Regions from separate parts of the Homo sapiens genome. Here region 1 is linked to region 2. A link is a loop called in an ENCODE intact Hi-C map of the cell type or tissue named here. Cell type or tissue: endothelial cell of umbilical vein. All regions are shown on one strand.

Evidence for each region. A loop is a pair of places that touch in the nucleus more often than their neighbours do. Peaks named below come from ENCODE experiments on the same cell type or tissue, not always from the same donor. Only the 100,000 strongest peaks of a DNase experiment are listed, where the experiment ranks them.
Region 1: it touches region 2 in a loop (17-fold over the local background); 5 of 110 quality-filtered maps call a loop at or near these places.

Annotation. Positions count from the first base shown.
Region 1 is chr2:165,695,677-165,703,676 of GRCh38, forward strand. No RefSeq gene overlaps it. Among named protein-coding and RNA genes, the nearest start is that of GALNT3, 95 kb to the right of the region's middle. In endothelial cell of umbilical vein, a CTCF peak has its summit at 3,121 (motif pointing left); a DNase peak (open chromatin) is centred at 3,035; H3K27me3 peaks cover 623 bases.
Region 2 is chr2:165,234,338-165,242,337 of GRCh38, forward strand. It overlaps SCN2A (sodium voltage-gated channel alpha subunit 2), which reads left to right and starts at 5,077. Exons shown (of 27, transcript NM_001040142.2): 1 at 5,077-5,303. In endothelial cell of umbilical vein, a CTCF peak has its summit at 4,985 (motif pointing right); a DNase peak (open chromatin) is centred at 5,004.

The sequences.
Region 1 (8,000 bases), 460 kb after region 2:
CTTTCCCTTGTACAAAGTCACCCAAGTAAACAGTTGTAGGTACTTTTAAAGATGGACTGGGGGAATCATCATCATAATACTTGCACTGTGTAGCTGGGTCTTTCTTCCTAGGGACCTGGCCATTTCTTTAGTCAGTGGGTCCTGGGTCTGAAAACTAACTCAGATCTGGAAAGTGGGCAAAAGACTACAACATCTTATTGGCATGACTGCCTTATTGGAGTGAGTTCCTTCAATAATTAGGGCTTCTAATTATTTACCCTAATTTCTCGTGATGGTATAAACCAAAGTATCCTTGTTGGCTGCCCATCTATTTAGTCCCTAGGGTTATGAGTTTCTATTAACCATCTCCATGACTGTCTGTGGGTCAGGCCCCATTGGCTGCCACTCTGGCTCTGCTGCTCATTATGATAATTGCATCCACCTGCTTTTCAGCAGTTATGTGGCACCTCCTGTTCTCTGTTGTTTCAGGGTCTTTTCATTTCCATTGGATTATTTGTGCCTCAGTACCATCAGTGATGGAGTTCACATTACTAGCCAAGTGACAAATGATAAAGCTTCAAAATTTATCTTATCAACTTCATTTTTGGACTATTCTGATACCAAATGTCAGATTGGGTTTTTAAAGACTCTAAAATGGAGTTGGACTTGCAAGATATTTATGAAGGTTCAACAGCTGTGGAAGCCAGGAGGAGGAAGCAATCAAACAGAGAGACAAGATGAATTATGAAGCAGGCGTGACAGAGCCTCAGCCCAACCCTCAGAGAACTCCAGAGCCATATGACCCTTTGGAGTTGTCCCCTAGTGAGCCAAAATTTTCAGATCTTTATATGTCCTCCATGGTCAGTCATTGGATATGGATAGCTAAGGAAGGTTGGGCTTTTGAACAAGGCATCACTCTGCAACTGAGGTCATCTCTGAAAAAGAAGTAACAAGTCAGCCCTGAAAGAAACCTGAGTGGTGCATCTCCATATCCATCACAGCCAGATTTGGGATTCAAAAGAAGAAAATAAAGACATGATTTTGTATCCAAGAGAATCCAGAGTAGGAGTTAAGAGAGCAATGGAAAGTCTTGAGCTCGGGTTTTAAAAAGGAACATGTGTATTTACCAGATCAGGAATTTTCCTTCCTGAAAATCAGATCACACATGGAATACCAAGTTCAATTATGGCTACTGCAGTTTAAAAGGAATATCCACTTACTGAAATGTGTTCAGAGGAGAATGATCAAAACAGTAAAGGAGCTAAAAAACACAACAAAGGGCTAGTTAAAGGAATGAATGCTTACACAGAATACAAGTTTTCTTTAGACAGCTAAAGGGGCTTGAAATTATTCCCTGTGGAATCAAGAGACAAAAGTCTAGGAAAACAGAAGTTAGAAGTCTAGGAAGACAGAATATAGGGAAGATAATTTTAATATTAAAACCAAAAGAAAAAGTACTGTAGATATAAATTAGCCAGATGAAGGGGAAAAGAGGCATTTTGGATCAAAGCAGCCATCACAGGCAACCGTGAAAAGTTCAGACTGGCCAAATATAAGACCAATAGAAAGTGGCCGGAAGGGAAAATGACTATGAAGTCAATGTCAGATCATCAAGTTCCTTGTATCTCATGCTTAGGACTTTGGCTATTATGCAGTGAAGTAGTGCCTGGCTTGGCACTTCAAAAGGTGAATCTGACAGCAAGGAAGATAATGGATTAGGGAGAGGCATGAGATAGAAAGCAGGTAAACCAATTAAGGGTAGCTATGATCAATAGAATTCATGTCTGTCTTTCTGCTCATTGTATTTGCAGTACCTGGCATTGAACCTTCATATAAAAGACCCTCAATAAATATCAAATAGATGAATGTTCGAGGAAAGTACCAACGGTTGTCTGAACTAAGCCAATGGCTATGGGAATACAGAGGGGTTAACATTCAAAAGATCTGTAGAAGGTGGAATGGAAATTAAAGGAGAGGAAGAAGTCAAGGATAATAGATTTGTTGATTTGTTCCTAGTGGCATACCTGCTGTGGACCTGAAATACTGAAGGAAAAGTGGTCGGTGGGCAGGTGAAGGGAAGGAAAAAAAGATTGCTAAAGGTCTCATTTATCATCTATGATTAGGCTCTATCTGTTGCTGAAATTTCTCAACAAAGTCTCTACTAATGTGCTTTCTCATCGATGTTTTCTATGCACAAGTTCCCCGTGATTACCAGCACCCTGTCAGTATAGAACAGCCTGTTTCTTTGCTTTTCTCTGGTAAAGCAAAGCAGCAAGCCAATTACTGAGATCATTCAGATGAAAATTTTACTTTTGCCTGAATTAGCCAGAGAATTGAAGCATAAATGGACCTTTTCACTTGACTGATTGAGATAATTGCCTCACTTTTCTAGGGGAGACCTATAGCTGGGAGGCTGTATTTGGTCACCAAAACATGTTTGTAATATACATTATTGACTTTCTTGAAACAACTCTGGTTGGCTAGGTGCCACACTCAAACACTTGCCCTCATCTTTTTAGGTATTTGAAACAATACAGAGAAATACCATGCCTCGGAAACTCAGTGTTGAATTATTTCATTCTTGGGCAGCCTTTAAACACATCAGCTCAGGCCTCCAGAAGAGGTAAAGTGGCACCTAGGGGAGTCTGGGAGAAGGCGGCAGGGCAGGAGCTTGGTTCAGTGGATAAAATGCAAGAAGTGAGAATTAGCTCCAGGTGCATGGGAACAAATGGCTTTTCCTGAAAGAATTGGGTAGGTAGACTTGAAAGAAACATGTAATTTACATTTACTATTGGGAGGGGTGAGAGGGGTTAATAAAGAGAGCTGAGTAGGGGCAGACAATTAAAGCAGCAGCAGGGCTCAGATCAGAGCCTTTTGGCCTGGATCTTGGGTAATAGAAGCATTTTCTAACAGCATGAGACATGGGAAAAGAAGGCTTCTAAAGAAACAGCACAGCATCTGAGCTTTTCTGCAGCTTTTGCTATCTGGTGGCCTGCTATGACAGCCTGGGTGTGTACAGACAATGTGTGGTCAGTACTGACCTACAAAATTCACTGAAAAGCAAGATGTGTATTAGAAAAACTCGTACAAACTTCAAGTCTATGAGGAAAGGTTGTCATGTAAATGTGTCTGTAATTACTTTGTGATGGCTCCCCTTACTGGCCAACGGGCAGAACGTCCTAGATCCTGAAGAGAAGTAGGAGGAGGTAACGCTGAGGCAACCTGGTTAATTTCTAAGTTTCCTGTATTAAAATATATATATATATATATATATATGTGTGTGTGTGTGTGTGTGTGTGTGTGTGTGTGTGTGTGTTGCTAAAATAAATTTTATTATAAACTTATTTTATTAAAATAAGTTTTATTTTCTGAGTATCAAATAAAAACAGAAATCCCAGCCATGATATTTATAAAATCCACCAGTATTATTTTTAAATTTTTTATATTTATTTATCTTCAGTGGGTGTTTAGAGTCTGCGTATGGTTTTGTGACTATAAAAAATATGCCTGCTTTAATTTTTCAATTTTTAAACTTTTATATTACATATAATTTCAAAAGCAATTTGAGGTGATGGATGAGACATACCCACACATCAGGATTGATATATCCAAACAAGCTGCATTTTGGGGAGAGATTATATGCTTACAATAAGGAGGTTTTCATTGTTTAAAGCAACCTTGATTTTTTTTGCATTGTTTCATTGTTTGGAATATTGCTTTAACTGTGGCAAATAGATATACATTAAAAGTATATTCAACATCTTGTAATATCCATAGATCATTCAGAATCAACTATGTTGAACTAGTTGAACTAGAAAAGTTAAAATGTTGTATCCAAAATAATAAAAATGATGCACCTATCTTCTAAACTTTTCCCCAGGATTCCCAAAGAATAATCTTAAAAATGTCAAATAATGTTCCCACAGGCTATGTATGTTGCTGTTTATTTAAATATAAGTACTGGGATATTTTATTTTAAAGATGTTTTGTTTGTTAATATCTCTTTATAGGTGTCATAAATATTTTTATGTATATAAAAATTGGTCTAAGAGGACCAATTGAATTGCTAGTATCAGACCAATTTTTTGCTTTAATATAAACCCAGACTGACATATCTTGTTTACAAACAAATAATATTGGCATGAAAAAAGTCACACCATTACACAGATTTTTTATTTAAGCTGATCCTGCAATAGATAGGATACTCTTGAAATTAGCACTTTACATTAAAATAATTAATTTTCTTCAGATTTTTAAAATTCTTTCTGTACTTTTTTTCATATATGCACAGTATTAGAAGATTCTAAATTTGTTGCTGTAGTAACAAAAACCCCTCCAAACCTCAATGGCTTAAAACATGGTTTCACTCCATGTCTGTCTTCAGTGGGTGAGGTACGCCATCATCCTTTTTCAGGTGCTAAGACTGATGGAGCCTCCACCATCTGCAACATTGCAGGCAGGGGGAGGAAATCAGCTTCTTGTGCCCTGCTTCTTAAAGGTTTCTAACTGGAAATAACACATGTCACTTCCGCTCACATTGCACTGGCCAAAATAAGTTACATGGACAGAAATAGAACTGCATTTTACTTCCTTTTGTCTTAATTGATCCCATCAAAGATGCTTTAATCTTTCAGAGAAAAAAAAAGAAATTTGGGTCATGCTGTCCTACAATGTGTTTGGAAGGAGAACAGAAACATTGCTGAACAGCACCAATAACTCCCACATTCACCCTAACTGAGGAACTTTATCTTAATGCCGGGAAAGGGGACAGTGCTTTCACAGCTGAGAATCCAAAATAGTGACAGGATGTAGGGAAACTTATATTTTGATTTCTTTTTTAACAGAAAGAGGCCTAACATTATATTTGCTGGTTAGGTTTAATGTCTGAACTTCTTTTCAAGTCTTACTTTTTACTACAATAAATTGTGCTTAAATTGAGCTCTCTGGGGATTCCACAGGGATTGATCGATTTGCCTGGTTAGGGCTTTTCAGGATGGATGTCAGGAGTGGGGCAATGGCATGAGAACAGCTGTTTTCAGGGCTCTGGCCTCAATCTTGAGCGTTGCCATAGTGACAGCTGCCCGCAGGAACCCACCGGGAGCCCAGTAGGAGAACTGGCTGCCAGAGCTTTGTATCAGTGTGCCATCCCCAGCCTTTCAGAAACAAGCGTAATGAACTCTTTAGCCAGGGTGTTTCTGCCTACTAACCTAAGGGACAGTTTATTCTTGCTTGAATTGTCAACTGCCAGATGTCAGTTCAGGCAAATCAACTCTATTCCCTCTTTCCTCCTGTACCCTTTCTCTCAGCTTATTTTCATATCAAATTCCACTTTTCCCCATTTTATAGCTACATAATTAACAGCTATTAATAGAGCAAATTCAATTCATAAATTTAGATATAACAAAAAAATCCAAAGATACAAAGTCCTCTAACACAGCACTGCCCAATAGAATTTTCTGTGATGATATAAATGTTTCATATCTATGCTGTTCAATACAGTAGCCACTGGTCACCAAGTGGCAACTCAGCATTTGAAATGTGGCCAGTGCAACTGAGTAACCAAATTATTTAACTGATTTAATTTGAGTTCATTTTAATTTTAAATAGCTACACGTGGCTAGGACTAATGTATTGAGCAACACGGTTCTAGAATCGTATTCAAATCCAGGGAGTGGTACCAGCTAGAGCTGGCCAGGGAGGAGTCACAGTTAGCAGCATTCTCTCATTCAAAGTAGCGTGTTTATTATCTGCTCTAGAGCATATTATTATTATTGCTGTATAAGGTGTGCCCTGGCCTGCCCTAACTGGCTGTTGTAAATTTAATTATGTAGCTAAAGAGGAGGAAACGGAGGCATGATTATCTGGGCCGTTACAGGCAATATCCTCTAGAAGCAAGATTGAAAGGGAAAAGGTGTTACTATTTCTGAATAATATATCAGCCACATTACAGTGATTCTACAAAAGAACTGGATTCTAACTGGAAGTCATCAATTCTAGTCCCAAATTTTATGCTAGTAAATTGTATTACTTAGGAAGGACACTCAGTGGGAGGCTTGTGTGTGTGTGTGTGTGTGTGTGTGTGTGTGTGTGTGGCTTTATTTATTTATTTTTGCCTAAATTCCTCCTCTGTATAAAAGGGAGCGTAATAATATTCTCTGTGTGCTTATTAATATGACAGGGGCTTTATGTAAGTCTCATTTATTCCTTTTAAGAAATCCATAAATTAGGGATTTGTATGCAGAGTATATAGATGAGGAAACTGAAGCTTAGCAGAGTTAAGTGCCTAAGATTTCCCAGCTAATAATTGGAAGAATCAAAATTCATTCAAACTCAAGTCTGTCTGTCTCTAAAACCCAATTTCTTTCTACTAAATCCCATTAGAATGTTTCTAAAATCCCTTCTAACTCTTAATCATCACTAAGTGAGTGCCATGTAATAAATATATTGAATGAGTTTTGCGTACAACCCAAAATAGGATTCTTAACTGTATTTCATTTTTTAAAACATAGTAACAACTGTAACTACTAGTTATTTCCTAACCTGGAACCACTTAGGATTTCCTAATCAGTGGCTTTCTCCCCTGGCTTTGCATTAGAATTATTTGGAGAGTTTTTTAAAAATACCGATACGAGGTATTCTTCTCAAATAACTTAAATCACAATCTGCACAATGGGGCCTAGAGACAGTTTTTTTCTTGGTTGTTTTTGGTTTGTTTGTTTTTGAGGAGTTTTTTGTTTTGTTTTGTTTTGTTTGAGACAGGGTCTCACTCCATCACCCAGGTTGGAGTGCAGTGGCATGATCATAGCTCACTGCAGCCTCAGCCTGCTGGGCTCAAGCAATCCTCCCATGTCAGCCTCCCGAGTAGCTAGGACTACAGGCATGCACCACCATGCTCAGCTAATTTTAAAATTTGCTAGCGATGGCTTCTCACTCTGCTGCTAAGGCTGGTCTCAAACTTCTGGCCTCCAGACATCCTTCCACCTTGGCTTCCCAAAGTCCTGGAATTACAAATGCGAGCCACCATATCCAGCCAGGATAATTTGTTTTTAAGTCTCTTATATGATCTCAAAGTGCAGGTTGTGCTGAGAACCGTTTCCCTAATGTAAGGTGTAGAAATCTACTTTTCCATTGAGCCACCTGCTAGGACTTCAGGACCTGGCCTCCAGGAGGAAGCCCCCTGATAGCTTGGTTGATTTTATCTTATCAGTTTATGTTAGGGGAAACTGCCAAATTGAAATAAGAAAGCCATCTCCCGCAAGCAAGCCTCTCCTCCTAAAGACTAATCATAATGCAAGAGAAATTTTCCATTTCTCTCAGGAATCAGAATCCTTTGCTACATGCACAACTGGAAGGAAAGTAGTACAAATAGGAGGATCCTTACCTGATGGGAGAAGGGAGATCTTGCCATTCAGGAGTTTGCTTTGAATCTCTTTCCACGTGCATGGGTGCTGTCACAGTACATGTGACAGGCTGCAACAGGGTTTGAGAGGGTTCCTTGCTGGAAGGCAATGTCATAGGAAAACAGGTTTTATGAAGCAGTGATTCCCCCAAGGAGCAAAGGAGTTGAATAAATAGGATAGTTCCTAGACTAGAAGAGCAGGCTTGCCTACACTCTCACACCCAAACCAACTGCCTTCTGTTGTTCTTTTTTTGACCCAAATTCTATGCAGAATCTTCTCTTATCAAAATAAATAAATAAATAAATAATGACTGCAAACAAAAAACTCAATAGCTCCTAGTATTACTTAACTTTTGCATGATTTTAACGTGTCAATGCTTATCTTAAAGCACTGTTTTACTAATTTCATTCCTATACTTATCCTAAAAGATCTTTAGTGACGTGCCTTTTCTCACAGCAGGACGCTTCAAACTTGGGGGAGTTTATTTAAAATGCCTTTTTCTGGACTCCATTCCTGGAGGTCTAGAATGGGATGCATTCATAATATATATGTTAAGTGTTCCAGGAAATCAATAGGTGATTGGGATAGGCTAAATAATGGTCCCCCAAAAATGTCCTCATT
Region 2 (8,000 bases):
GTGGTCCCTGTACCTTATTATGGTGTAACAAATGCAATAAGGATAGGGGCTTCTTCTGATAATTAAGACTTCCATCTGCCCTCCGTAGGTTCAACTTTAATGCTTCCTACAGATGGGCAACAGGGCTATCTGCTCAGTGCAACCCCCAGAATTCCAATTGTCTGTGCTGTCTCCACTCCATACCATAACTAAGCCTAGGAAGCGCCTCCTGAAGTTCTTCACTGGGCTGAATTAAGAACAGGATCATCGTTCTCTATCTGGGTGTTTTCTACCCCACTGAGAGAGGTGAAATTGTCAGAACAAAAATTTAGGAATTTACCAAATGCAGTTTTTTTTTGGCTGATAATTACTATTATTAACAATAATGACAATGATAAGCTTAGAAAAATTAAACACTAAACAATGGCTGCCGTAAGAACACTGAAATGACTTTATAGTTTACAATCAGTCTTTCGTCTTTCAGGGATATTTTTGTGGACATCTGGTGCCACATTTTAGTATGGGGTTCAGAGAATATCAATTTACCTGTTTCTTCATCATGCTATATTGAGTTATTTACTCCACAATAAAGGTAGACCTACTGATGAGAAATGTCAGGGCAACCTTTGTGTATTTCAGTTACCCTCAGCAAGGTGCTACCAGCTAGCATTAGTGTATTTCTGGTGTTGGTAACAGGATCATGTGAGCCTTGTAGATGAGAACTCCTTGTTGCTCAGGGGATCATGGAATGCTGCTCTCTTTCAGACAGCCATCTTCGGGGAAGAGAAGGGTCTCTGGCAGAGCTCTATGGGTCCTGCACTTCTCTTTCACCTCTCTGCCTTGTTCTTTCACTCATTAATTTCTTGACAATTTATTTTCCTTAATAACTCTAGTTCCTTCTGTTTATCTTCTTCTGTCAATCCTTGCATCCATTGCAAATCCATCACCTGCTCTGAAATACCACACTGAAGGGAGGTACTCCTAAAGACCTTCCTTCTTTTCCACTCTTGTTTTACCCTTGGCTTACACAACTGTTGAACAACTGGAGCTGAGGACAAAAAGCACATAAATTCCAAAGGTCAACGGAATCACTTCTTCATAGTTTACATCTCCTGTGTCTTAAGTAGAACTCAAATAGAACATAAGCATTGAGAACAGAGGTCTGAGTTGGAGGTCAAGACATCGTTTACTAGCTGAGGGACTTTGGCTTTATTTTTCTCATCTCTAAGAGGGAAAAGATAAAAATCTACTTCACAGACCTGTTGCTGGGAATAATGAGATAATTTATGTACAGTACTTAGCACATTGCTTGGCACATAAAAAGTGCTCAATAAATGTTATATATTTATAACATTATTTGTAACACCTCGTCTTTCAAGGAATTATGGGAATTATTCTGTTTGTCAGACTTTGTTTATGGAAATTATGTCCTTTTGATGGCCCAATTTTTCTTTTCCTTTTCTTCATCTTTTGATAACATACTATTAAATGTCAACAATTCATACTAATTGGAACTAGTGTAATAAGCTGTCCTCCTCATCAGTATTAGCAGTCTTTGAACATGGCATAAAAATATGCCCATTTTGGCTTACAGGTCCTTGATTCTCTAATGATAATAGTGCAGGAAAAACATTAGATATGGAGTTCAACTTTTTAAAACTGTCTTGATGTTGGTGACCAATAATTTAAAAGAGGTTAGCATATTTTAAGGTGACTAAAACTGTACAAATGAAATTGCCATTTAAAAATGTCTGTTCATTTGCTTTTCTCCAATGCAGATATTTTAAATAAGAAGAAGTGAGGCAAGAAAAATGTAAACAAATATTAGGTATAAACTAGGAACTTAGTCTTTTATTTTCTGAATCAGATGGATGATATTTAAAAGTCTGGGTGAATGATAAATGGTAGAAAAAAATTAAATAACAGTCAATATGCACAACTTAATGGAGGTAAAATAAGACTTACTTACTTTTATCTCTATAAATTAAAATGATTTTGAAAATCAAGCTGCCAAAATAAAGGTGTGGATTTTATCATTAAAGCAATGCCCAAGAGACATGTTATTGAGAAATTATGTGGCATTGGTTTGTTGTTACTAGCGAAATGAATGCCTAACTGAAGTTGATTTCATAAAGATTTAGTGTGTGTATGTACTTGTGTGTCTGTGTGTATATATGTATATATATATTTGTATACACACGCACACATGTCTACCATGTGACATGTTGCTATTTTTACAACTTATTTTAAAACAGCTAAAATTTTCTAGATGAGATTAAACATTTTCCATAAAAATAAAATTACAATAGTTACCTCAAAGTTTGTTTATCCTGGAAAAAAAAGTGCTAACATAAGAGTTGTTCAATAATATTTTACCAAAATTTTGTCAGAACTCCATTAAAAACAATTCAAGACCACAGTGGTCTAATTTCAACACTGGCATCATTAACCTAACATATTTATGGAATATTCACTATATGTTCTGTTTTCTGCTTAAGTATATGAATTAAACATAGTTTAAATAGTTTACTCAAAGAACATGCCATTTGCTTCATTGATTTCACACTCTCTGACGTATGTATTAATAAGAACATAGGAATCCACACACAGAAATAATAGCATTCCTATGGTGCATTAATAAAAATGTATGAATTTTCTATGTCTAGGACATGTATTCATTATTTGGGTGGGTCTTATATTTCAGGTACTGTTCTGTGAACCACGTTTATGGAAGTGATCAAAACAGGCAAACATCTCTGCCTTCATGGAATTTACATTTTTCTTGGAGGAGGCAGACAATAGACAAAATATTTAGTATGTCAGCTAAATACTAAAGGGAAAAACCAGAGGAGGGGATAGTGTGTGGTATTGAGGGTCAAGGCCAGTCTCAGTAAGAAGGCAGCTGTGAGCTGTGACAAGAATGAGGGAAGTGAGCCATACGGAGCCCATGTAAGAGATTTCCAGGCAAAGAGATTAAAAGGTGGACGCCTCCTAAGGAATGGACATACCTGCCATGTTTGAGTAATGAGAAAGAAGATAAAATGGCTAAAGTAGAGTGAGTGAGGGCAAGAATAACATCAGAGAAGTAAAGGAGTCTAGATTGTGAGCATTGTGAACACTGGGGAAGGCATAGACTATTCACAAGGAGATGGGTAGCTACTAAAAAGTTTTGAGAAGAAGAGTATGTGATATGATTTAGGGTTGAAAAGGATTGCTCCAGTTTCTGTGTCATATAACCCTATGGTCTTGAAACTGGGATATTGTATCCCTGGGGGCATGAGGTGGCGTGCCTAGAGGTACACAAAATCCCAGGATCAGTTAGTCACATCTTCCCTAAGGATAAAATTTACCCTCAAGACTATGGGGAAAAATGATTACTGTGTTAAGAAAAACATTTAAATTTTATATAAATTATTGTAAAATTCCCGTGATTTTAAAAATAAAGTATCAATAATATTTCATATTTGTGGCATCTTAGGCTTTAATCTTACAGGTTTAAGCTTCTTGGCCATCAGGAGTAATTTGTTGAAATTGCAAATTAATTTGGCAAAATTATCATAATTATGTGCCCTGAGAGCTTATGTATCTTATGATAGTGCAGGAAACTTGTGAGATGAAATAGTTGAGTGTATACATTAAAATAATTTGATCTACCAAGTCACTTTAATTATTTATTTGTTCAGTGTTAAAAATATATTTTCATAACCAAACTAATACATCTTAATAATGTTGTAGAAATGGAAGTAAGGTAAAATTTAAGAAACTGGGTTTGTTCTTCTGACTTGCTTATTAATACTGGATAAGTTACTGAAGAGTGGGCTTTGGTTTCCTCGTCTATTTAATAGTGTGGGAACAACCTTATGTTAAAGCAATCTATTCAGTATAACTTTAGCACACAGAAAATAAAATATTATGAATCCAAAGAAAGTGTAGCTTGCAATCATGTATTTTATTAAATGTATTTATCAGCATTTTGGCTTCTGATGGACATGTGTATATACATATTTTGTGGATAAAAAAATTACTTAACTATTTTTATATTAGATACTATCAATTATTCTGGCTGATCTGGGGACTTTTAATGGTAAATTTTATATCAAATCTGACAAAGACAGTATTTCAGACCCGTTTAAGACCTAGAACTCACCATGAGTTCTAAAATTGGTTCTCAGCACCATGGACAGCGTTACTGCAATAGGAAATTAAAGATCGATTTGGCCCCAAATTAAAATGGTGTTGTAAAAAAGTGGGAGAAAAAAAATGCCTATCCTTTTACTTCAAATTTTAAAAAAATGATCCTGGCCTTCACAACTGTTCATAAGAAGAATAATTAATTAAACAAACATATATTGAGAACATCATATGCTCAGTAAAACTTTGATTCTATAAATGGTGTCATTTACCAAATGGATTCTTTTGACAATTTAATTTTCTCTTATCTCTCTAAGAAGATGTAACTACACACTATAGTATACTACTACAATTATCAAATTTCATGTTGCATGTAACTTGTCGTCTGTATTTTTGTAGTTAGATTAGATTAACTAAAGATTTTTCAAGTTTGCCTTTAAGTCATTTAATTTTCCTGCCTTATCTTTAACCTTTCAACATTCCTCCAAACAATAGCAACACAAGTGTTATGTGTTAACTTCTCTAGTGACAAAAACTTATACTTCTCCACAAAGAGATGTGATGTTCATTATCAATAAGCTTGACATCTAAAATTGTTTTATAGGAGATACATATTACTTTTTCAGATGGTATATAAAGTTAAATAAATCTTAAGTTTTCAATGATGGGAAAAGCTTCCATTTAGTTTAAACATAATGTAAAGAAATTTGAATCCCCAAAATAGAATTATAATTCTAAAAATTCATACTATAATTCTTCTTAAATGTTTAAATTACAGTTAATTAAAGTAGTTGATTTCAAATAGAGTGGAATTATGGGCTGTACATCATTTAATTTTATGTGCTGACTGCTACATAGCCAAAGGAACGTGAATTAAGATGGTTCCACTTTTGACCAGGAGATGGAGCTGTCATGTAAGATGCTGCCTTTATTTATTTATTTTTCTAATTTAGCATGCTGTTTTCTAACAGACATTGGGTACCATCGAATGACTGTCAGAACAGAAAGCTAAGGCAAAGGAGGGAGGATGCTGTGGTCATCCTTTCTTGTTTTTTTCTTCTTTAATGAGGATAGAGCACATGTGAGATTTTACTTTCTACTCCAGTAAAAATTCTGAAGAATTGCATTGGAGACTGTTATATTCAACACATACGTGGATTCTGTGTTATGATTTACATTTTTCTTTATTTCAGGTAAGCCAGCATGATTCTATTTTTGACTTATCCACGGATTGTTATCTATGTTAAGAATGACATTTAATATAAGATGTGTGCTTTGTTAGCTTGTATTCAGATCTAAGAGATTCAAAAGCTCTAATTCTAGCTGTTGTGCAATTTAAAATCTTCCTAGGCTGAAATGAGCTCTGACTATGACATACCGTGTTTTATTATTTCTTTGGCTTTCTAGCTGTTGGTCTCTGTCTCTGGCTGTATTTGTTTACCTTTTAAAGGTAAAGCTTTCAAAGTGAAGGATGGGTTTTCCTTTCACAAGGGAAATACTGCTCCTTAATGCAGTGAACAAATTGTAGAGATATAATGAAGCAGATTAACATGGCAGTGGCTCTGCCAAAGCTCAGGGCTGAGCCTTCTGATTGCAGCCTCAGAGGCAAGCCAATATTCTGAGTCCAAAGGCCTTTTGAACGATTTCTGCTGGCTATGATGGTACAGATTGTTTATGTCTTTATTTTTACCTCTTAGAAATAATACGTAAGTCATTTCTCCCACATGAATCAAGATTTATGTAATGTGTTTAATAGACTTGGAATGAGACTATAGACCCTCCCTCCTCCCCCAGTATGGATGTGAGGAGTATGCTGAACACAAATTAATTGCCATGAAAATTGATTTTTTCTGTATTTTATTGGATTTGGGATAATAGAACCGTGGCCATTTTAAATAGTTGATATTATAGAAGGTGCTCACATTTTAAATTATTTTAGGTCATGTGACATTATCTGTGTTAAAGAGTGGAATGACTCAGGAGGTGGAAGTTGCATGCAACAGCCTTGCTTCTCTCTGCTGCTTCTCGTGATTTCCCTTAAATCCTTGCTTGATTATTATTAGAATAACAGGAATAAAGACATATAGAAATCCTATATTTAAAAACCACTGATTTTCATTTAGAGAAATTTAAAGAGATTTTACAAATATTTTAAAAATAGTTTTGTAAGATTGTTTTTAAATGCCTCACTTCTTTCTCCTGTGGAAAGAGCTGTGTGTGTGTGTGTGTGTGTGTGTGTGTGTGTGTGATGGTGGAGGTGGCAGGCGGTGGAGGTGCATCAGGATGTTTTTATCTCAGTCATTGTTTTCCTGTAAAGAGGTAGTTTTGCCATGTCAGAGGTTGTGAAAGCTATGGGGAATGATTTTATAAAATGGTTTGGACAAACCATGAAAAAAACATGTTTTTTAAATGTGTGGAATCTATAGAGTTTGTAGTTCTACATGGCTCCATATACATGGAGATTTTTAGAATTACAGATATTTAACCATTTATCCCCATTATCATTTAAAGAAAAGCAATTGTAATTGAGAGATAAGGTGGATTTCCCAGAGTCACGTACTAAATTACAATAAGGCAAGGCTAGAACAGTGATTGACAGTTCCACATCTTCCATAGCAGTAACACAATTCACCTCTAGTGTGAACATATCAGGATGGCATAGACCAGGTATGATGATATTCACTGTGCGTGTGTGTGTGTGTGTGTGTGTGCATGTGTGTGTGTGTTTGGTTATATTCTGTAAAATAGAGTTTCTTTCAGTATACTGTTGCTCAATGGCATATTATATGCAGTGCTCAATTTTCTTAGGTTTCTTGTCAAAGCATCCAAGAAAACTGAATGACAACTATGGAAACTCTGTTTCTTAGTATGCCTTTTTCATTATTAGGTGGTGTATACTCTTCTACCCTATGCTCATGAATGATGTGGATGGCCACATGGCTTTCCCTCCTACCTAATAGAAAAGATTGTACATATAGGTTAATCTATTGACAACTATAAGAATATCATCTCATGTCCAAGCCTTTCCTCCTTTGTTCACTTACTAGGCACAGGCTTTACCCTACTTCTTCAATATCTTGAGAAAAGAAAGGGATTAAAATGTGTCATGTCTACATATATTTGTGGAATACCACGTACCAACCAAGTGTCCATGGTAGAGATAAAGAAATAATTAGTCAAGGAGTTTACCTCAGGGAGGTTAACATGCAAATATACATGTGCAGATACCACTATATCTCAAAATAAGGAATGAAGAAAGATGAGAAAGTGAATGGGACAGGAATATCAGCACCTATCTTGTGCCAGGCACCATGTTACATCCTGGGATTCAGAACAAAACAATAATGTTAATTTCTGTCCATGGGGGGCTCAGAGGAAAAGATTTTAGGAGGATGTGACAGTTAAATTAGATCTTTAAGAGTGAGTTGGATATAAATAAAGAAAAACAGAAAGTTGCTTATTCCAGGTACATAGGTGAGGCAAGTAAATACAAGAAAATGGAGAACTATAGGCATCGTATAGGGAAACTGTAGAGAAAGGTAAATAACCCAATCTGTTTGAAGCTTTTGTTGTCGGTGTTGTTGTTGCAGTTGTTATTTTTTTTCCCCTGGGGCAGTAAAAGTAAGGATAATGAATTTGGCTTTTGGTGTTATGCATTTGACATACTGACACATACTCATACACTGGGGTGTTTTATAAGGAGCTGAACATGTTATATCCATGTATCAGATTAGTGGTTAAGGCTGAATGTATAGATCTGCATGCAGTTGTGGGACAAAATTAGGTCATACATAATTAAACATTAATGGGGAACAAAAGAGAAGTGAAGATGACTGGGGGCATAATCTTAAGATTAGGAGAGTAAAAAAGTGTAGAAAACTATTATTAAA